Regions from separate parts of the Mus musculus genome. Here region 2 is linked to region 1. Evidence: chromatin loops called from intact Hi-C (ENCODE). Cell type or tissue: heart. All regions are shown on one strand. Links, peaks and the distances in the headings refer to the core of each region. The heading gives the core; the rest is flanking DNA.

Region 1 (11,419 bases), core at 4,044-9,043:
GTTCATCTTTTTGGTCTCTGTGCATGAGCTCGGCAGTTTTCAGTAAGCTCCGTGTAGAGCGTCCACACTGGCGATGCATTCTTTTAAGAAAAGGAAGAAAATACTGGAAATCAACCAAAACCGATAGCAATAATGAATGTGTGCTATTTTTGCAGTGAAGCATTTCAAACATAATAGTGGAGAAAATGGAGAAATGAAACTGCACGCGTCCGTGGTCTGCCATTAGTGATCACGCGTGGCCACAGAGATCTTTGTGTCCACAGAGACCGTGTGCCCCTATCACTTGAGTGGTATTTCAGATATCATTGCCTTTCTTTCTTCACTGGGTCTGCTCCCCTTTGTCCAGATCAGAGGCTCCTAGTCCTGCTGACTGTGTGTGACAGAGGATTAATTATTCTGGAGTCCTGTGTACTTGGCTGGCCTCATAAGGGCCAGAGTTCTTGAATCCAGCACATGCGCTCCTCTGCTTCCATTGACCTTTGCTTTTGGTGATTAGTCCGAGGACAGGTCTGACTCACATCGTGGGTTCTCCTTGGCTCTGATATTCCTGGGTTGGACTACTCATTATCAACTTGTGGACCTTAGGGTTATTGCATGGCTTCTTTAAGGTCTAGCTCTAAGGCATGCTCTGTATTTCTTAGAAAGGTGATCTTTGCAGAAGATAAGGGAAATACCTGCTTCTCTTTGGTATTCTCACTAGTGGTAGTGTGTGTGTGTGTGTGTGTGTGTGTATGTATGCATGCGTATGCATGCTCACACGAGCATGCACACACAAGCATCCCCCCTGCCCTCTCCCTGCCCTCCACTGCTGCTCAGATTGCTGTTGGAGGAATTTAACGGTGTTTACAGCTAAGGGGCCACTCTCTTAGGCAAGCATCTTTTTCTAATGTAGTATCCACAAGTGGGTTAGGATTGGAGTGTGCATGCCATTACCTTTATTGCTTTATAAACCTATGGTTGAACTGGTTTATGCTTGTTCTGGGTCTCAATTATGGTTCCTCCTTTTATCAGTTATTGTTTCCCTCAGAACTCTCTAGAAGTTGGCTTTAAGTTGTGTATTCCTTATTCTAAAATTATACAGGTTGATGTGTGGTGAGTGGTTCAGACTGGGGCTATGGTTGCTTTCCTACTTTACCAAACAGGAAGCACCCTTGACCTCGGAGTAGGACGAGGAGTGGGTGGGGCAGTGAGTGTGGCCTCAGCGCTGAGGTTTCCAGACTCCAACTCTGTTTACTCTAACTATGCATCGGTGTCTTCAGGAAACTATTAAAGTATCGGATTTCTCAATCTCTGTCTGTCTCTGTCTCTGTCTCTCTCTTTATCTCTCTGTTCCTATGCTGTGTGCGCCAGGCTAACTGGCCAGCAAGCTTTGGAAACAAGGCTTGGAAAACTGACACAAGTCTAAGGTCTATAAGAAATCAGGCAGGCTCAAAGAAGCCAAGGAGTGATTCTGCTGCTTCTGCCTCCCATCTGGCCTTAGGAGTACTGAAATTACAGATGCGAACCCCTGAACCCCCAACTCCCGTGTCAGGTTTTTTACTTGGGTTCTGGGTCAAATTCAGGTTGCCAGGCTTCTGTAGCTAGTGTTTTTACAAGTTGAGCCATCTCCCCTGTCCCCGCCCCCGCCCCACCCCAACCCCTCTGCCTCTCAGGAGCTGGGATTAAAGGCCTGTGTCACAAGGTAAGGCCAGCTTTTTTTTTTTTTTTTAAAGGCTTTACTTATATAATGGCCAGTGTGTCATTTTCCTGGGCCCCATCAGGGCCTCTGTGTTCCAACCACAGTAGCTTCACTTACCTGGCTGGACTCTTGCACACCTGGGCTGCTTTTCCTGCTCTTCACTCCTTTTCCTTCCCTTCATTTTTTTTCTTCTTTCTTTCTTTCTTTCTCTCTCTCTCTCTCTCTCTCTCTTTCTTTCTTTCTTTCATATGGTTTCTTTTTCTTTTTCTTTTTCTTTTTCTTTTTTTTTTTTTTTTTTTTTTGGTTTTTGAGACAGGGTTTCTCTGTGTAGCCCTGGCTGTCCTGGAACTCACTCTGTAGACCAGGCTGGCCTCGAACTCAGAAATCTGCCTGCCTCTGCCTCCCAAGTGTTGGGATTAAAGGTGTGCACCACCATCGCCTGGCCCTTTTCTTTCTTAATAGAATTCATTGCAGCAAGCACTTTCCACCCCCTCCTCCAGCCTCCTGCATCTTGCCATCCCACATCAGGGAGGTGTGTTTGTTCCAGACAGTGGGCCATTGCTGATACACTTCACCCACTGTGCATTTTACACTATGGAGGTCCTGATGTTTGCAAACAAGGAACTGTCCTCTTCCCGTTACAGTGTTGTACGTGGCACCTTCCCCATCCCCAGAGCCTCGAGCTCACATATCATCCCTCCCTAAACCTGTTTTTAAACATCTGTGTGTGTGTGTGTGTGTGTGTGTGTATCTGTGTATCTGTGTATGTGTGTGGTGGTGGTGGGGGGTGGTTCAGATCTGGAAGACAGGAATTTGAGCCTTGGACCTGCAACATGCTGTCTCACACTGAGTGACAGTCCCAGACCTTTGAACTCCTTTCTTTGCATGTCTAACCTGGCTTGCTTGTGTTGCAGAAGTCAGCTTAAATGGCTGTCCATACTCCCTGACTGATCACCCTCACTGGGTGGGTCAGGGTCTCCTAAGTACTTGGTCATTCCTATCCCAGCTATCACTTTTTATTTTGTCCATTGCTTGAATGGCATGTCTCCTTATTGAGACACTAGAGGTGTTGTTGTTGTCATACCTGTGTGTCCCCAGCACCTAGGAAGGGTCTCTGTCACACATTGTGCTCCTCGTCTGTCCATCTTCCCACCATGCTCTGGTGCCTTCATGGCCTCCAGAATGTGATACATGCACCTTCAGAGTGGAGCCCTTAGTGCTGTGTACTGCAGTGCTCTCAGCTTGGTAGCAGTTCCAGTGGAGAGAAAAGTATAGAAACTAGGAGAAGGCCCCTATCCTTGGGGTTCTGTAGTTTTGTTTTTTTTTTTAAAGACAGGTTTCCCTGGCTGTCCTGGAACTCTTATGTACCGCAGGCATAATATGTATTCACAGAGGTCTACCTACTCTGCCTCTTGAGTGCTGCCATTAAAGGCCTGTACCACCACACCCAGTCAGCCACTCAGGGATTTTGAGTTTGGGGATCTAATTAGGGGTAAATGAAACATCCTGTTTATTAATGACCCATATGACGTTATTGATATTTGTGTATTGGTATCTTTCCTCTGCATCATTTATTCACTTTCTATAGTACTAGAAATGAAATCAGGGATGTTGATAGCTCAGACAAGGGCTCTACCACTGAGCTACATCCTTAGTCCCCAAAATGGAAAAATCTGTCTGGCTTATTCTACATCCTACAGTTAGTTCCTTCCGTTCAGCTTGGACCCTGCTAGAAGCCCATACCCGAGACATCCCCTGTGCTTTTGGGGGTTTGGGCTTGAGGTGGCTGTTTGGGACCTGAGTCACAGGCAGCTCCGTTCCTCAGGGAACGAAATCCTATACTGTGGTTTCACTGAATGTAACCACAAGGCAGAGTTTTTTTCCCAAGCGTATCTTCTTGTGAAGTATGATTAGAAGCAGGAAAAACAAACTCCTAAGGAGACCATGTTTATTGTTACAGAGTGATGGAAACAGGCCTGAATGTCTGTGTGGTTGGTCATTCGGGAAGCCAATCCCACAGTTAAAGCTTGATTTCCCTCGTGGGCCGTGTTGAAAGAGTCTGTCACTGTCCAAAGAGGCCACCTGCCTCTCTTTCTTCCCTCCCTCCCTCCTCCCCAGCACCTGCTCCCTCCTCCTCTCAGAGCCTTCTGGAAAGGTTCATAGACAGTGTTCTGTTGTCAATCTGAAAGTTTATTGAGCGCTTACCGTGTGCATGTGCCCCACGCGAGGTGTCGTGAGGGGCTCAAGGTTGAGGTGGCCACAGGTCTGGCTCTGTGAACATAATTCTACTTGGAAGACAATGAGAGAACAAGATCTGAGGCGCAGCTGGACGTACTGGCCATTTAGGAGCCAGTGGTCAGGGATGGCCCTCCCATCCTCCCCCCCCCCCCCAAAAGGCTGGCTTGGTCCTTTCACGCCCCACCCCTCAGGCTCACAACTGTCTGTAACTCTAGTTCCAGGGGATCTGGCTCCCTCTTCTGACCTCTGCAGGCACCTGTATACGTGAGATACGCATAGATACCTTCAGGGAGACACACATACTTATAAAGTAAAAACTTTTAAAAAATGTCGCTAGAAAGAGAGCAGAGATGGATAGAGGGAGGGTGCTAGGCACAGGAACAGTCTCCTCCTCTGAGGGGAGATACTGTGGGAAGCATGTTAGCTGACTTCACCTATCATAGAGGAGGGGAAGGGCCCTTCTACCTGGAGAGGACTCCTGTGCGTAGACACAGGGAAGGAGTATGGAGTCCCAGGGCTCCTGGTAAGAAGAATATCTATATGTAAGTACACTTTAGCTGTCTTCAGACACTCCAGAAGAGGGCGTCAGATTTCGTTATAGATGGTTGTGAACCACCATGTGGTTGCTGGGATTTGAACTCAGGACCTTTGGAAGAGCAGTCGGCGTTCTTAACCACTGAGCCATCTCACCAGCCCCAAGGAAGAATATCTAACAAGGATTGTTGCTCCGCACCAGAGCAGCTGCCCGAGGAGGCAGTAAGTGGGTGTGGGCCCTGAGCCCATTGGCAGATGCCAGGAAAAAGATTCCTGCCCCAGAGGGAGGCTGGCTGAGACTCACTGGGGTTCTTATGTATTTCAGTAAATACGCATCCTTGAGTATGTCCCTCTGGTTTACCATGTGCTTTGTGGCCCCTTACCCCCCACATGTGAATACGTTATCACAAAAACGGGTCTGGGGAAGCTTTGTCTTCCTGTGAGCCCATTGGAAGATGCACTTGGCATAGACTGTGTCAGGGCCCAATCAGGTCTGCAGGCTGTCTAGTTACCCCCAAGTTAGTTTGGTTTATTTGAGATGAGGTCTTGTTACATAGCCCAGGTTGGTTGCGTAGCCCTCCTGCCTTAGCTTCTCAAGCGCTGGGATAACAGGCATTTGCTGGCCCCACTGTTGTGTCTCTTCTGTTGCTGACATTGAACCCAGGGCCTGTTAGGTGCGTGTTAGGCTCTATTCTGCCACTGAACTCTTCCCTCAGCTCATAGAAGCCATCTTTCTTAGGTGTAGTGGCCCATGCCTTTAATTTCAGTTCTTGGGAGGCAGAGGCTGGCAAATCTCTGAGTTTGAGGTCTACAGAAAGAGTTCCAGGATAGCTAGGGTCTATACAGTGAGACTAGACTCTGTCTCCAAAAAAAAAAAATCAAACCAGAAAAGGAAAGAAACTGTTTTCTCCCTATCTCCCCTTCACTCTCCTCCCTCCCCTTTCTTCCTACCCCCACCTCTTTGGTACTTTGGATTGGATCTAGGGCCCCGTGTTTGTATGTAGGTGGGTGATCTGCCGCTGAGCTACATTGTACTCCAGCCTTCCAGTCTGCTTTTCCACCCAGTCACTGCCTGGTGGTGATTTAGCCTTGCAGTAGCTGCCTTGAGCCTGTCCCCTACGGTTCTCATCCGTAAGCTCCAGTTGACCATGACCGTGACCTCTCCCGCACACACTCAGTTTATTTGCTAAGCACAGCTTGCTTTGAACTGGTGTCTCTTCGGCTCCCTCTGTGCATGCCTCTGGTTGGTTTGCAGGTGCAGCCTTTACTGTTGAGCCGGGGAGTTCCTCAGGAGAGCCAAGAACAGGAGGGTGGAACGGATATTCTCTGTCTGCTTTGAGGGACCACTTTCCTTGTCAGACATTGTAGCCTCTAAGTGACTCCTTCCATCCACCAGATTGTACCCCAGGCTAGAGACCTGTGTCTGTGTCTCTAGCCCATGTCCTCAAAATAGAGAAGCCAGTCATTTCTCCCAGGCCTAGGCTTTCTGGGGCCAGCTGCTGGAGATAAATTAGCAAGCACATCTGTCTGGCCCTGGGGAGTAAGCCAGCTTTTATTTATTTTCTCAGGCTGGGAAGGACTGGTCTCCCACTCTCAATCCCTTCCCCTTTTTATGGGTGCTGAGAGAGGTCAGATTATGGGGAACTGAGTGGTGAGCAGGCGACATTTAAGAGAGATGAGGCAACAGAGGCCACTGGAGAAGCTGGATCACGAAAGGGTTATGATCACTGGGCTATGAGTATATTTTTAGGCATGTGGGAAGGAATGACTGATGGGACATTTCCCAGAGAGGGTGGGATTTACGGGGCTGTGTTTTCTCAAGGAGGGAGGAGCCCACCCTCCTTGGGGACAGTGACATCAGAGGCTGGAGGCTTGAGGTTTAGGAGAGAGAAGAGAGCACTGGCTAACGGACATTCTTCTGGAGCTGTGGTTCATCTTAGGAACCAGGTGAGGAGGGGGCCGTTCGGTGACCAAAGACGCAAGGTCACCCAAATTGAATGTGGAGTTGAGAGGGTGGAAGTTGGAAGTGGGCCGGCAGTGAATTGGATACAGATCTAACCAGCAGATGGAGAAGCCAAGTGAACCGCAGTCCTGGCCCCGTGCCAGGATTCTTGCTGGAGTCCAGCGTGCTTCCGCTCCGCCCACCCTTGACATTTTCATCCCGAGGGAGGGCTGACCTTGGTCTATTTAATGACCTCAGTTTTGTTTACATGTTTTGTTTACCGTTTGATTTTACTCAACTGGGGACTACAGAGAAAGGTTTAGCCAAAAAACATGGACCCTTTAGGAAATCTTTTTAAGAAAGAGCACTCAACGTAAAAATTAGAAGATGCAAATAGCGAAAAGGAGAAATGTGTGCGCAGTGCTCTGCTCTGAAGAGAAGGTGGGGGGGTTATGAGTTAGAGACGCAGGTGGGAGGTTTTGGCTCCACAGCGATAGTGGTGGTGTTGATGAGTACCAATTACTGCCTCTTTACCACGCTGCAGGTACATGGCTGCTGCCCTGTGTGTCATGTCAGTTAAGCCTTTCAACAGCTGTTTTATCAGTAGCCGTTATCTGTCCTTTATAGACGAGGAAGCTGATGTTGACAAAAACAAAAACAAAAACAAAACAAAACAAAAAAAACCTCTCTCAGGGTCACACAGGCAAGATAAAGCAGATGTGGGGCTGGTTCCAGCTCTACCAGCACCTGACCTCAAGCAGGCAACTGCTGCCAAGGAAAAGCGTTGATGGGTGACATTCCTAGTCCACTCCCGGCCACCGGCATGCCCTTGGAATGCATTGTTTTTGAACACTGCACTCTGAGCAAAACAAGCCTTGTTTAAAATGATCCATCCCTGAAGTCTAGTTATATACATAAGCCACACATTGAAAGCATATGGTTTGACACACTTTTTCTTTTTACCTTGGTTTTTGAAACAGTCGCATACGTGTAGCTCGGGCTGACTTCAGACCTCTTGCTTCAGCCTTCTGAGTGCTAGGATTACGTTCCAGCATGCTTAGCCCCCACTTGAAAAATTTGACGTGAAGAGTATATTTACATAAGAAACCATCATCAAACCAAGATAATATCCAGATTATGAGAGTTCATCCAGGCAAGATGCTTGCCGCCAAGCCTGACAGCCCGAGTTCGATGCCTAGGTCTCACTTACATGATGGAAATGAAAGACTCTGAGAGGAGCCCCTCGCTCAGGCCTCAGGACAATAGCGGACACCCAAGAACTCACGACAGACCAAGCTTGTTGCAAACCACATGAGGCTTTATTCGGGGAAAGCCAGAGCTCTGGGGACGACTCATATCCCACTCAGGGGTAGAGGAGTCGTCCTCGAGGGGAAAGAGGTCACAGTTTTTATAGGCCCTCAGGGGGGAAAGGAGAAGGGGGAGATTAGGGGATTTCCAGATCTAAACAATGTCTATTCTCAAGAAATGGGTATGGGAGGGGTACAAGGAAAGAGTCTAATGAGGTGCAGCAATGGGCACACACCTGGTCAGAACATTGGCAGACACACACAGGTTCAAGGAGTGGCCAGAGCATTGTGCACCTCTATGTTTCTAAATCAGTGAAGCTAGTTCTGCTAACACTGACGTCTATCTTGCCAATTTCAGGGCTTCTGTGTCCTTTTACATTCTGCCAGGATCTTTCAGAAGGAGAGAACCAACTCTCACAAATTGTCCTTTGCCTCCATGTAGGTGCTTGGCAGGCATGCAAGTCCCCCACCCCAGTCAACAAAGCTAAAGAACATATCATTTACGCGTGTGAGTAAGTGTGGGCCTGTCACTTCTCCTTCCTGCATCTCCCCCAGGCAACCACACATTGGCTGTCACTACACATAAGATCTATTTGCAAAAATTGTATATACTCAGTGCATTCATTCATTCATTCATTCATTTACTTGTTTATTTCTTTTGGCTGGCCTGTTTGACCCTGCACAGTTATTCTCAGATTCCTTCTTGCTTGTAAATGTATCTACTCATTCCCTTTGTGGCTTAGTGCTAGTCCACTGCAAAGTTGTTCAGCCATTTATCTGGCCGTTCACCAGCTATGGTTATTTTCAGTTATTGTCTATCCTTAGGAATCGCTATGAATGCCAGTGTGCTTGTTCTTTTTAATGGATATTTGCTTCTGTTTCTTTTGGGTTGATACCTGGAGTGGGTTAGTTGGTCTTACCATAAGTGTTTAACTTGGTAAGAAATTGCCAGCACTTCTGCAGGGCATTGGTATCGTGTTTTAACTGTACAGCAGTGCTGTGGTGGTCTGGGCCCCACACATCCTCTTCAGTGTTTCTGGTCTTTGCTCAGAGACCAGCTGTATTGTTTGCTTTTCTCTTGCTGTGATAAAACACTGTGACCAAAAGCAGCTTAAGGTATATTTGGCCTTACTGTTCCAGAGAGAGAGAGAGAGAGAGACAGAGACAGAGACAGAGACTTACTGTTCCAGAGAGAGAGAGAGACAGAGACAGAGACAGACACAGACACAGACACAGACACAGACAGACAGACAGACACACCATTGTGGTCAGGGAGGCAGGGCAGTAGGCAACTGAAACCAGAAGCTGGCTGTTCACATCTTGTCACACAGGAAGCAGGGAGAAGCTTTAAACACTCCCCGGGAATGTACTTCCTCTCAAAGGCTGCACATCCTAAAAGTTCTAGGACCTCTCCAAACAGTACTACCAAATAGGGACCCAATATTCCAATACCTGAGCCTCTGGAACCATTTCTCACTTAAACCACTACCCAGAGTCTCACTATGTAGTCCAGGCTGACCTCAGATTCACTTAGCCTAGGCTGACCTCAAATTCATGAGCTTGCCTCAGTATCCTAAATGCCAGGATTACAGGTGTGTGCCATGTGTTCAACTTAACTTTGTCCATTTTAACATGTGTGCAGCTATGGAGTAATTCATAGTCCCTTGTGTGACACTTGTGTGACCTTACTACCAAGCAGTAAAAGGGGGAGAAAGGTAAACTGGTTAATCCTGGCCCTTGCATAGAAGTTTAGAGTCTCATTATAGTTTCCTTGATGTGCCAAGTATTTCCAAATATACTGTGTATAAAGGCCCAGCACCAGTCCTGTCAGCTTTAGTTCCAATTTCCAAAAGCTGAAAGAAATGGGGGCTTTTATTGGGCTCCACAGTTAGAACAAAGCGAAGACTTGAATTTAGATTCATCTCTTCCAAAGATACTGGACTATGGCTCTCATGGATGGTCTGTATCATACTTCAGCAACTTCCTTTGTTTGTTTGTTTGTTTGTTTGTTTGTTTTTCAAGACAGAGTTTCTCTGTGTAGCCCTGGCTGTCCTAGAATTCACTCTGTAGACCAGGCTGGCCTCAAACTCAGAAATCCGTCTGCCTCCTAAGTGCTGGGGTTAAAGGTGTGTGCCACCACTGTCTGGTAGCAACTTCCTTTAAAATGAAAAATAAACCGGGTGTGGTAGCACATGCCTTTAATCCCAGAACTCAGGAGATAGGGGCAGGTGGATCTCTGTGAGTTCGAGGCTAACCTGGTCTATAAAGTGAGTCCAGGAGGAGGGGGAGGGGGAGGGGGAAGAGGAAGAGGAAGAAGAAGAAGGATCCCATTGCTTAGTTTTGTTCTTTGTCCTAAATGTGGAATACCAAACTGAAATCGCAATCAGACAGCAGGCAGTTTATTTTGAATATAAATACTCTGGAGTCACCATGTGACATCTCCAAGCTGAAAGCCTGGGCGGATAATTTGTCTGTGTCCTGACCCATCCTGCAACCCGACTCTGGGCCAAGGCCATTGACACCACTTACTGATCCTGAGCCCAGTTAATAGGAAATTGAGTTCCTCCCATTCTGTGGAGCAGTGTCTGCTGTGGACGCTCCCTCCTTTCAGCAAGCGTCGAGGTTTGGATCTGGCAGTCACATGTCACACACAGTGTTGTACTGGGGGTTTTCTGAGTTATCGCCTTTCCTGTGCACACAGAGCTTTCTCTCCCTGTATGACTGGGTGATTTAATTTTGTGAGTGAATCTGTCTCAGTATGCCTTGATGGTAGAGTAGACTGGTCAGTTTAATCTCTCTGGGTGCCAGTTTGTTCAGCTATGGGATGGCAGTGTCTAGCCTATTTTACAGAGATTGGTTGAAGCAGGGAGGGGCTCATAGAATTGTGGATGTGTTCAATAAAAGTGACGTATTTTTATGTCTGTTATACAGAAAAGGGGAAAAAAGCTTTTGAGGTGACACATAAATTGGTCAAGGTTACACAGGGGGATAGAAATAGCAGGAGAACTCCATCTTAAAACACTCAAGTTCCACATTGTCTGGCTCCTTGCTAACCTAAGCCCTCATCTGTTTCTGTTTCCACGAGACCACAGAGAAACTGCCAAAGAAAATGGAGCCCAAAGAAAGCAAATAACAACATTCAAAGCCCAGTGTGGCAGAAGCACTGCTTATAGTTTGAAAAATAATAGGAAAAAGAAGTGATCACCCATAATCCAACTCCAAACACATTATGCCATACGTTATCTTAATATTTCTTGTTGTTTTAAAATAGAACTCTATTTCTTATGCGGTTTATAATCATACTACAAATTCCCTGCTTCTTTGTTCCCACTGTGTATATTGGTTGCCCATCACTTCAGACTTGTTTGTTTGTTTGTTTGTTTTTGTTTTTTCAAGACAGGGTTTCTCTGTATAGCCCTGGCTGTCCTGGAACTCACTTTGTAGACCAGGCTGGCCTCGAACTCAGAAATCCGCCTGCCTCTGCCTCCCGAGTACTGGGATTAAAGGCGTGCGCCACCACGCCCGGCTTCACTTCAGACTTTTTATGAACATCAGTCAGTTTACTTCCCTGTACCCACACATAACCACATCTTTTTGTCTTTTCTTACTACTGATAAAATGTGGTCATGCATAATTTCATGGCACTCTTTTGGCTGGAGTCCCCTGAAATAGATTCATGGAGTTGACAGATAACTACTCAGAGTTGGAGTTTTTTTTAAA
Region 2 (11,419 bases), core at 4,048-9,047, 62 kb before region 1:
TGGTCTAAGGGCAAAAAAGGGCTCAGAGTATGGACAAGAAATAACTACAAATGTAAATAAGCTGTTTTATGAATTCTTTTTTAACCACAGACACGTACAGAGAATGATGCCCCATACAAAACACAACGGATTCAAACAAGGTGTTCTCTTAGCAAGGCTAAAGATTCAGTCTCTGGTACTTGGAATTTAGGATGCAGTCCCCGTTTTTGGATGGATCTCTGGGTATTTGGCACAGTCCATGCTTTTAACCAGATTTGAACAGAAGAATGGCCACCTGACCCAGGTAGAAGTGGATGAAGTGTTCGGTTTCATGCAGTGCCAGGTGGGGTTGTGCTTTTTGTCAAACTCCTCCTTGGTATGGGCCGAAATATCCTTTTCGGTGTTGTACTTCTCAAATGCCTAAGTAGCACACTCCGCCGAGTCCTGTTGCATCTCTTCTAACATACCTGCATTTTTGATCACTGCCTTCCGGTCATGCATGGTTACATTTTACTATTGATCTGGGTCTTAGGACCCCGTCCTCATGGCTCCAGTTCCTCCATCCTGCCGCTGATCTCCACGTCCATTTTCTTAGTGGCATACAATCACCCTCTAAACTATTCACATTTCAATTCCATTGTGGAGCATCTGCCATTTTTCAAGGACATTTTTTTTTCCTGTTATTAACCTAAGCTTACAGAATGATTACAAGCAGACGTCTGGACAATGGACCCACCTGCATTTTTAAATAATGTGGCCTCTAGTTCTTTTTGAGACACAGCTCTACTAAAGCTTCCATGCTGTGATTCGGAGTCTCACCTTCTGCTTCTGTCCAGGAGGGGAAAGCACAGAGGATCTTGAGAGAGAAGCTCTTAGCTGTCTGGTCAGGCCTGGCAGTGCCTTGGAAGGCTTAGTCCTGAGGTGGGAGCCCCTCCTCTCCCTTAGCTTACTGCCCGTGGCCAAGTGTTGAAAGGCATTGTGTTCTCTCAAAATAAAGATTCAATTGTGGTTTAGGAATGAATGCCTCAAGAACTGCTGTAATGGGAGGGCCATCAATCCCAAAAGGCCTGGCTTGCCCTGAGTCACATGACTTAGAAGCTTCACTAGTGGTCAAAGACAAAGCCCTAGGGAATCCTTTGCTAATATAAAATTTTATTTATTAGCCGGGCATGGTGGCGCACGCCTTTAATCCCAGCACTCGGGAGGCAGAGGCAGGCGGATTTCTGAGTTCGAGGCCAGCCTGGTCTACAAAGTGAGCTCCAGGACAGCCAGGGCTATACAGAGAAACCCTGTCTCGAAAAACCAAAAAAAAAAAAAAAAAAAAAAAAAAAATTTATTTATTTATTTATTTATTTATTTATTTATTTATTTATTTATTTATGTGTGCATGGCTGCAGGTGTGGGATCCCCTGCAGCTAGTGTTACAGGTGGTTAGGAGCTCTTCATCAACAGGGCCAGAATGCAACCACAGTCTTCTCTAAGAGCAGCAAGCACTAATTCACTGGGCCATCTGTCTCTCCAGCTCCAAAGGGACTCCAGTTATGTGGACGTTGTCACAGTCTCACAAAAGATCAGAAATCCCATTCAAAGGGGAGGCCGCTATGAGACAGTAAGATTGGGGTCTTGGACTGAGGGGACCTTGACACTGCTATTTATCCTCAGGTCTCTGAGCCCCAGGGTCTAATGAATAAATGTTTGAACTTGTTGAGTTGTATGAGTTCACACAGTAAAGGCTTGAGGGGGCCCGATCCTTTGAGGTTCTCTGAGAGTGGTGGAAGGTCAGTCTACTGATTCAGCTACTTACTCAAGACGGCCATGAGACTAAGGATACTGGTATACCTACAGGGAGAGGAGCTTACTTGGCATGCCTGAGGCTCTGGGCTCAAACCCTCCTAATACCCACAGACACATGACATCAGCTTTCTCCCTTTCTCTGTATATTTGTTTCCATTTATTTTACCTTTTTTATTGAAGTAACTGGAAAATAGTCTGCACCCTTCAGGCACTGTGAGAAAAAAATCTAGAGAAATAAAAATTATGACTATTTTGACTGCTTTGTTGGATTGGACAAGGGAGATTGGATAAAAACTCCAGCTGAGATTTCCTCTAGGTTAAAGGCCTGTTGACAATTAAATAACAAAAGGGGGGCTGGAGAGATGGCTCAGCGGGTTAAGACCACTGACTGCTTTTCCAGAGGGTCAATTCCCAGCAACCATACGGTGGGTCACAACCATCTGTAATGGGATCTGATGCCCTCTTCTGATGTGTCTGAAGACAGTGACAGTGGAGTCACATACATAAATTAAATAAATAAAATAAATATTTTCTTTCTTCTTAAAAATATTTATTTATTTATTTCTTGTATATGAGTGCACTGTAGCTATACAGATGGTTGTGGGCCTTCATGTGGTTGTTGGGAATTAAATTTTAGGACTTCTGCTTGCTGGCCAACCCCACGCGCTCTGGTCAGCCCCCACTCACTCCGGCCCAAAGATGTATTTATTATTATAGATAAGTACACTGTTGCTGTCTTCAGACACACCAGAAGAGAGTGTACGTTCTCATTACCAGTGGTTGTGAGCCACCCTGTGCTTGCAGGGATTTGAACTCAGGACTTTCAGAAGAATAGTCAGTGCTCTTAACCACTGAGCCATCTTTCCAGTCCAAAAAGATCTTTTTTTGGGTGTGTGCTTTGGAGAGCTAACTTTCAATATGTGTTGGTGTTTCGCCTGCATATATATCTGTGCACCACATACATGTCGGGCCTGTGGAGGTCAGAAGAGGATGTTGGATTCCCTGGTACTGAGTTACAGTTGCTAACTGCCGTGTCGGTGATGGGAACCAAACCTGGATCCTCTGCAAGAGCAGCACGCGGCCTTAACCACTGGGCCATCTCTCCAGCCCTTTATTCCCACTCCTTTGTTTGTTCCAAAGGAAGGAGAGAGAGAGAGAGAGAGAGAGAGAGAGAGAGAGAGAGAGACATTAGCTTATTTTTATTCTAGTGTAAGGGTATTTTGTTGTCATGTATGTCCCTGTGTGGTATGCATGCAAATGTCTATAGAGTTCAAGAGGCTGTCAGAACCTCAGACAGGTGTGAGCTGCCATGTGAACCGTGATCATCTAGAAGAGAGACCATTTATTTTCGCCACCAACCCCCTAACTAATGGTAAAAAACACATAATGTAAAATTTACCATTGTGGCCATTTTAAGAGGACCATTCTGTGCCAATAATACTATCCATTTCTAGAACTTTCCCATTATTCCAACTTGAAACTCTGTACTCAGAAATAAAATCCCCTTCTCTCCTCCCACCAGCCTGTCAGCCTGTGGTAACATCTGTTTTACCTCCTTCTATCACACTTTTGGTTCTAGACATGTTACACAGTAGAATGTCTGGGCATGACAGCACACCCCTGGAATCTGGAATCTTAACACTCAGGAGGTACAGGCAAGAGAATCAAGAATTCAATGGCATCGTCTTCAGCTACAGAGAGTTCAAGGCCAGCTTGGGCTGGATAAGAGCACCCACACACATCCCACACACACACACAGACACACAGAGAGAGAGGGGGAGGGAGAGAGAGAGGGAGAGAGAGAGAGAGAGAGAGACAGAGGGAGAGAATTATATAATATTTGTTCCCTTGGGTCTATTTCATGTCACACAGGGTGTTTTTAATTTTGTAGTAAGTGTCAGAATTCCATTCCTTTGTTTTGTTTTCTCCTGATTTTGAGACAGGTTCTCTCTGCATAGCTCTGGTTGTCTTGGAATTCATTATGTATACCCCCTAGCCTCAAATTTATAGATCTGCTCCCTAGCGCTGGGATTAAAGGTGTGCCCTCGTACCCAGGTCCGTTTCATTTTAAGATCAAATAGATCATCACGTGTAACTGACACTTTTTATCTGTGAGCACTTAGATGAAGGACTCTTGGGAGGGGGACACAAACCACAAAGCAGAAATTCTGAATTAGAAAAGGCATCAACAAACCAGCTTTAATGCAGCTTAGATTGCTCAGGACTGCTTACAGCAGGTCTGGGCAGGCTGGGGACCCAGAGAACCACCAGATAAGACAGAAGGGGTCTGGTAAGAATTAGGGCAAGTTGGATCACAGCACTTTCCAGGTGCAATTTAGATAAATGGTGGTCCGTGCCAGATGTGGGACAAAGTAGGATATTTCAGCCGCTACAAAGTGCTCATTTTGAGTGCAGAGAAGATGGGATACTATGGGCCCTGAACTCAAAGAATGCATGGCATAGGAAAGCCACCATTGTACTTAAAGCAGTATTTCACCTTCTAGCTCATCCTACACTTTCCTGCCAGACCAAGCAACACTCCAGTTCAAACTCTTTGATCAGCTCCCATAATGTAGTAGCCACCTCTAAGCTGGGATAAGCATAGCCCCAAGGCTATTGCCCTAAGGGCCAGGTAATTCCAAGATCTACCTGGGCTGTTTCTGCAGCATGAATTCTTTTTTTTTTTTTTTTTTCTTTTGGTTTTTTGAGGCAGGGTTTCTCTGTATAGATAGCCCTGACTGTCCTAGAACTCACTTTGTAGACCAGGCTGGCCTCGAACTCAGAAATCTGCCTGCCTTTACCTCCCGAGTGCGCCACCACGCTTGGCATGCAGCATGAATTCTACTGGATAATGGTTAGCAGCAAACATGATTTTTTTTCGAGACAGGGTTTCTCTGTGTAGCCCTAGCTGTCCTGGAACTCACTCTGTAGACCAGGCCGGCCTCGAACTCAGAAATCTGCCTGCCTCTGCCTCCTGAGTGCTGGGATTAAAGGCGTGCACCACCACACCCGGCCAAATATGACTTTTAAGTCATAACAAAGCAATGTAGGACAGAGTACGAATTTGCATATGGTCCAAGGATGAACTTTGAAGTTTGCTCTGGATTGGTTCACTTTTCCCTATGCACACACTACAAACTGGCTCCTGTCAGTGCCACCCAGTTAAGAGTTTGAAAGGTGGACACAACAAAGTTTTTAAGATTCAAACGCCTTAGGTAGGTTTTTGCACCTACACCGCCAAGTCCTGACCTTCTAGCTGCTGCTGCTGCTGCTTCTGCTGCTTCTTCTTCTTCTTCTTCCTCTTCCTCTTCCTCCTCCTCCTTCTTTTTCTTCTTCTTTTATTTATTTATTTTTTCTTTTGGTTTTTTCGAGGCAGGGTTTCTCTGTGTAGCCCTGGCTGTCCTGGAACTCACTCTGTAGACCAGGCTGGCCTCAAACTCAGAAATCTGACTGCCCCTGCCTCCCAAGTGCCGTGTAAAGTCGTGTGCCACCATGCCCAGCTCCAGCTGGTTCTTAATAGGCAAAGGTTAGGCTGCCTTACTTAAATCTGGATTTCAGGGAAAAAGCTAGCAGTCGCTTCCTCCAGTATATTAACCCTTGGTGGCTCAGTTTGCTCACCTAAACAACGGGAGGGATGTTAGCACTTATCACAGTGCCTGCTCACCAGGGTGCCCTCCGCTTCACCTGAACTTCCACGTTCCACGTGTCCTCCCCTGCCCATCCCAAGCGTGGCGTCTGGATTGAATATTCTCGGGCGAGGCCTGGCCTGGCATGCGCTTGTGGCATGACGAAATGGCCTGACAGATCCAAGCCGTAACTGCCCCACGATCCTGAAGTCAAAACTGAGATTGCTTTGGCCCAAGTAATCTCTGCAGGCCTAATGGAGCGCGCCCCGCCCCCTCCCAACTCCAAGACCGGGGAGGGAGACCCTAACTAGAAGTTTCGAACACCCGATCCCCACAAGTGGGTCAGCTGTGACAGCCACCTGGGCAACCCAGGATCTAGGCGTGCTGGCGGGTCCCGGTGCAGGGCGGAGCTGGTCCGGCCCGAGCTCGCCCCGCCCCGTCCCGCCTAGCCGTAAACTGACCGAGTGGCGGCCCGCAGGAGAGGGGGGAGGAGAAAGCAGAGAAGAGTGGGGGCTGGCGGCCGAGGAAAAAGGGAAGGGTCTCCGAGAGTAGACGCGCGGGGGACTCGGCGAGGGTGCGTCCGGAGCAGCGACAACTCCGAGCGTCCCAGCGGGCCAGCGAGGAGGATGGTGGCGGCCGGGCGCGGACCAGCCCGGCCGCGGGCGCCGTGAGCCGGAGCGCAGCGCCCGGCATGCGGCTGCGGTCCCCGGCCTCGGCCCCGCTCCGCCCCCGCCGAGCGCCCCAGCCGAGCGGCGCGCATCATGCCGCGGGTGCCCGCGACCCTCTACGCCTGTCTGCTCGGGCTCTGCGCGCTCGTTCCGCGCCTCGCAGGTAAGCCGCGCCGCCCCGCCGCGCGCTCCTCAACTTTTGCTCGCCCGCGGCCGCTTGCGGGAGCCGAGGGTGCAGTGCACCCCAGGGCGCTCCCAGAAGGGTCGGCGAGGCGCGGGCATCAGATCTGCGTGCGCTGGCGGGTTCCCTCCCGGGCTGAGGAGGAGCCTTCCCTTCCTGTGTAAACAGTGTGCGTCTGGTGGCGGAGCCCGAGGGCGCTGGGGACTTGGGAGGGGAAGCCTCCGGGCCCGGTGCTGGGGCCCTAGCTCTTCGCTCGCCTGCACAAAGCGGCCCTTGTGGCCCGCGGGGAGTGATGTGGGGGCCAAAGTGTGGCGACCGAGTCATCCCGGAGGTCTGTGGATAATGCAACTTTCGAAGTTTGCTCTAAATTGAAAGTTGTCATTACTCTCTGTAAGTCCGAAGTCGCTGCCCCACCTGGTACACCGCCATCTGATACTGTTCGGTACTGTGATTCACAAACACTGTGTCCGGACTGCGGAGGGGCTGCTGGCGCTACCTTAGCCGGATGCACCCTGGCGCTGATGCGGGAGCCCCCAGCTACCTGCGTTCAGTTTTCAGACTTGGGAGTGGCAATTAAGTTTAGGGACCGGACAGTGGTGGCACACGCCTTTAACCCTAGCATGCTACACAATGAGACCCTGTCTTAAAAAAAAAAATCCCTATAGGAAGAATGATAGTTGACGCTCCTACCTCTTCCAAACCTACCCACTCAAAGAGGAGTTTCCGAACTTTCCTCTTCCTGTCGGAAGTAATTGTGTATTGATTAAGAGTGCGCTATTCACTTTCAAGCCCGAGGTACTTGTTTGCCTCTCTGAGCCCAGTGGTTGCCTGGCTGCTTGAGGGGAGAACTCTGTTACCCCTACCCGTCTCATTTACATGAAGGAGGTTGAGGTTTCCATCTGAGAGCAAGGAGGGAGTTGAGGAAACCAAAAAATGTCGCTGAGGCCCCAGTACAAACTTAATAGCGTAGCAAGGCTGCTTTTCTGGGAAAATAAGTAGATCAGTGGGTCCCACCCACCCCTCCCTCAAATCTGGCAACCAGTGTCCACATCTTTCGTGTTCCAAAGAGTCCCCAGGGAAACGCAAAGAGATGTAGCTTGAATCACCATCCTCTGGAATATATCCTTGTCGACTGACCTCACTTCTTTAGGACAGAGTTTTAGTTTGAAGTTATATTCTTTATAACCAAACTAAAACTTTATCTTGTGTGTGTGTGATGGTGTTTTTAACATTTTTGTCAGAATAAACACTCAGCAACCTTACCTTAGTTTCTTTCTTTCTTTCTTTCTTTCTTTCTTTCTTTCTTTCTTTCTTTTTTCTGTTAGCAGTCTTCGAAATTCAACTTTGGGATGGCTCTAGTTTCTTTCCGATTAGCCCTCTGATTCGAATGAAAACTCCAACATTTCCCATTGCAAAAATTTTAATCCTTATTAGTTGAGTTTCCCAAAAACCTGTTTTTATCTTACTTATGTCCCCTCCCCTGACTCTTCCCAGATCCATCTCCCTTCCCTATGACCCCAACTCTGTCCATATTAAAAAAAAAAAGCACAATGGTGCGGTCCTTGATTTGAGCCTTCTCTACTTAGGAAGGGCTACACTCTTAGAGAAAACTTCCCTCCCAGCTACTGTCAATGGTTCTATGGCTGGGTATAATAATAATAATAATAATAATAATAATAATAATAATAATAATAATATATCCCCATCTGGCCTGTAACTCACTATGTAGGCCAGTTGGCCTTGAATTTCCAGAGATCCCTTTACCTGTCCCTCCCACACTTTGGCATTAAAGGAGTGCCCCATCCCTCAGGTGTCCTTCATATTATTAGAATCATTAGGGTTTTTGTTTTTGTTTTTCAAGACAGGGTTTCTCTATATAGCCCTGGCTGTCCTGGACCTCACTTTGTAGACCAGGCTGGTCTCGAACTCAGAAATCTGCCTGCCTCTGCCTCCCGAGTGCTGGGATTAAAGGCGTGCGCCACCACGACCGGCCCTCATTAGTTTTTTTTTTTTTTTTTTATCTGCATGTGATTTCTCCTTTTTGAAAGTTCCGGTGCCTCCGAACAGACTGTTCATTCCCGAGGAGGGCCATTTAGTGTTTTCTCTTGTCTCAGGGTGGGAGTGGCCAGCCTAGGCCCAGGGCTGTTTCATCTTTTGTACCCTATTTTGGAGCCTGAGTGGTTTGCTTTCAGGGTCTTCAGAGTTAGTTCTGTCCACTGTGCTGTGGTCACAGGCTTGTCTTTTACCACCCCTTGCTGCTGCTGCCAGCCCCTAAAGTCAGTAAAATGGAATAAACCTGTTTCCAGCCTCCGGACTAGGCCGCCTCCTTCTCAGGGTGCTAGGTGCTTTGCAAGATCAGAAGGAGTGGCTCGTTTGGGTAATTTGACTTAGCTTCCCAGTGTGGCTGAGTTACCTTCATTTTCCTTCTCCTCTTGTCCCCTCCACCCCCTCCTCTTTCGGTCTTGAAAGATGACAAGACCCTTCTCCAGTTCATTTCTCACTTGCTAACGGGAACATAGTTTGAAAGGAAAATAAAAGTTACCTTAGGAAAGAAATCGTAGTGTGAAGTATGGTGCCCATATGGGGGTTCCTAGACTTGTCAATGAACCCAGCAAGGAACAGGCCCTAAGTTTGAGGGGCTTATTGTAAATAAGCCATTGTAGTGTTGCTCCACCCTTAGCCCCACCAGCCGTCATCTCTTTAATTATTCCAGGCTAGAACCTGACACACAAGCTCCTCTCCTCAAACCAGGGAAGGGCTGCGCTGGGGAGGCCTCCCCATACCCACTTCCGTTCTAAAACAGAGGGAGGAGTCTGGTCTCGCTCCAGCTGCATGGCTGGACTCATGTTTGCTGCTGTCGCTTATTATTTTATAAGCAATCAAATGTTCTTTTAGTGAGTGCCCCGCAAATTAGTATGCTCCGAATACCAAGAGCCCTTTGTTGATTTAGAGAATTCGAATTGGCAGCCCCGGGCCTCCTCACCCCGTCCCTGGCCCACCGTGGCTGTAGGCTGATGCGGGATGGGGGTGGGGCTGGGGCTGGGGCTGCTGGAATTTGGCTGGGTTTGCAGCTCCCTTTAGGTAACCAGGTCCAGACGCCGAAATGCAAAGGGTGGCCTTGGTTCATAGGCTACTGTTTACCTTCTGGGATTTACATTTTAACTTCCCCCGCCTTAGTCAGTGGGGGCTTTTCACGGAGGAGAACGAGGCAGAAGAGGGCAGGGTCTAATTAGTCCTAATTAGTATTCCTCCCCCGCTTGTTCTCCATGCTTATTTAGCTACTGAGGCAACGAAGAATTAAAATATCTAAGTAGTTTGGCAAATCGCCCCTTGTGCCTGCCTGCCCCAGTAACAACTTTTTCTTTTTCAGCTCGGTCATGGAAATATTCTGGGAGGTTTGTGGGGTTTTTTGTTTTTGTTTTTGTTTTTTTATCAGCAATGTGGGGGTAGTTACGCAGTTCTTAAATGATGAGGTGGCTTTCAGAGGGTGTGTGCTGGGGGGCCTGGGGGGGGGTCCCTCGGGTGTTTTCAGTTGGCTGGTCAAGCGCTTTGAAAGACACAGGTATTTACATCACGATTCATAACAGTAGCAAAATTATATTTATGAGGTAGCAATAAAAATAATTTTATGGTTGGGGGGGTCACCACAACATGAGGAGCTGAATTAAAGGGGCGCAGCATTAGGAAGGTTGAGAACCACTGCTTTAAAGGGTCACAGGCCCCCATTTGATTTTGCTTTGATTGGGTGCAGGGTTTGGTCGGCTGGGGGAAGACTCTGGCCCCACGGCCTTAGGGCTTTGGGCTGACTCACCCAGTAGGCGGAGCCCTGCAGCGTGAGGCCAGCTTCACTTGGTCCCTTCAGCAGCTTTGCCAGAGTTGTTCAGATGTGTTCCTGGTAGAGCCAGGTCCCTTTAGTTATTCTCCTCCCTCACTCAAAAGTAATCCGGTCAGAACAACTCTGATCACATCGAGCTGCCTAGAGCCTACCAGGCTTCCGGTTCTGCTGGAAGTCCGGTGGCCTCGGGCCCTTCTTCCCTGATCCCTCACCACCTCGCATTGTCCTGCGGGCGGTGTGCTGTCTGTCTGGACTGTTGTCTAGGTATCTGCTAACGGGCCTTGACGTGGTGACTCCCGCACAAGCCAGGGACCCCAGCCGCTCTCATCCAAAGCAGCCTCCTGGTCCCTAGTAGCCTCTTTCTTGGTTTCCCTCCTCGATGTTTTACCCTACTACCGTCCCACCTTGTTTTCTTTTCTTTCAGCCGCCCCTCCCCCTCCGAGGCCTCACTTTGAAGTCAGGGCCTGTATGGGCAGCTGCTTTTAGGAGGAATCGTTCTGGGGGCCGGGCAACCACATTGCAAGGTGTCAAGATTCGTGGAGCCGGAATCCCTGATAAAAGCCGGTTGCTTCAATCTCTGAACTGTGTGCTCTGGGGAGGCTGGGCGATGTGCTCAACGTCTTTTGTTTGTTTGTTTGTTTGTTTTTCGTACTCAATTGACCTTTTCTTCCCATAGCTTTAAAACCTCAAAGAATCTGGAAGTTTTAGATCTTCACACCCAGTTTCCCTGTTATCAGCATCTTACTTTAGTTAGTTAGTTAGTTAGTTAGTGTGGTGTGGTTGTCGAGGTGGATGAACCATACTGACACACTGATTAACCAGGCAAGGTTCACACCGCTCAGACTTCCTGAGTTTTTAACCCTTTCCTGTTGGGGGATCCGTTGGGGTGCCACATTACTGTCATGCTCTCTTGGGTGCCTCTTGGCTGGGATGGCTCGGTTGCTTTAGTTGCTTTTGACAGTTTAGAGTTCTGTTCAGTTCTACAGACACTGCCCCTGTTTTATAGACATTGATTTTTTTTTTTCCCTCTTGAGTGGAATCTTATGTTTGGGGAGGAGGATTCGAGGGGTAACTGGTTGCCTCCTTTTTTCCTTTCTCTTTTGAGACAGAAACTCATTCAAGCTCTCTGTGAGCCTTAGGTCCAGAGCTCATCCCTCTGCCTCTACCTCCTGGGTGCTAACCGCTTCATTTACACAGTGCTGGGTCCTAAGCCAGGGCCTCTTGAATCTAGCACTATCCCAGTTAGCTACCTCCCAGCCTTCGACTGCCTCAGTTGAGCTGGCTCCGGGGTTAAGAGCACATGCTGCTCTTGCAGAGGATCCTAATTTGATTCCTA

The links. Peaks named below come from ENCODE experiments on the same cell type or tissue, not always from the same donor. Only the 100,000 strongest peaks of a DNase experiment are listed, where the experiment ranks them.
Region 2: it touches region 1 in a loop (3-fold over the local background); 12 of 42 quality-filtered maps call a loop at or near these places.

What each region holds. Positions count from the first base shown.
Region 1 is chr16:33,885,653-33,897,071 of GRCm38, forward strand. The region is part of intron 5 of Itgb5 (integrin beta 5); the gene reads left to right. Among named protein-coding and RNA genes, the nearest start is that of Itgb5, 62 kb to the left of the region's middle. In heart, for the core only: a CTCF peak has its summit at 6,537 (motif pointing right); DNase peaks (open chromatin) are centred at 5,616, 6,189, 6,299 and 7,169; H3K4me3 peaks cover 487 bases; H3K27ac peaks cover 2,224 bases.
Region 2 is chr16:33,823,801-33,835,219 of GRCm38, forward strand. Itgb5 (integrin beta 5) reads left to right here and starts at 5,865. Exons shown (of 15, transcript NM_001145884.1): 1 at 5,865-6,230. The coding sequence starts at 6,161. It also overlaps the pseudogene Gm34967. In heart, for the core only: a CTCF peak has its summit at 6,430; DNase peaks (open chromatin) are centred at 5,801 and 6,431; H3K4me3 peaks cover 2,761 bases; H3K27ac peaks cover 2,691 bases.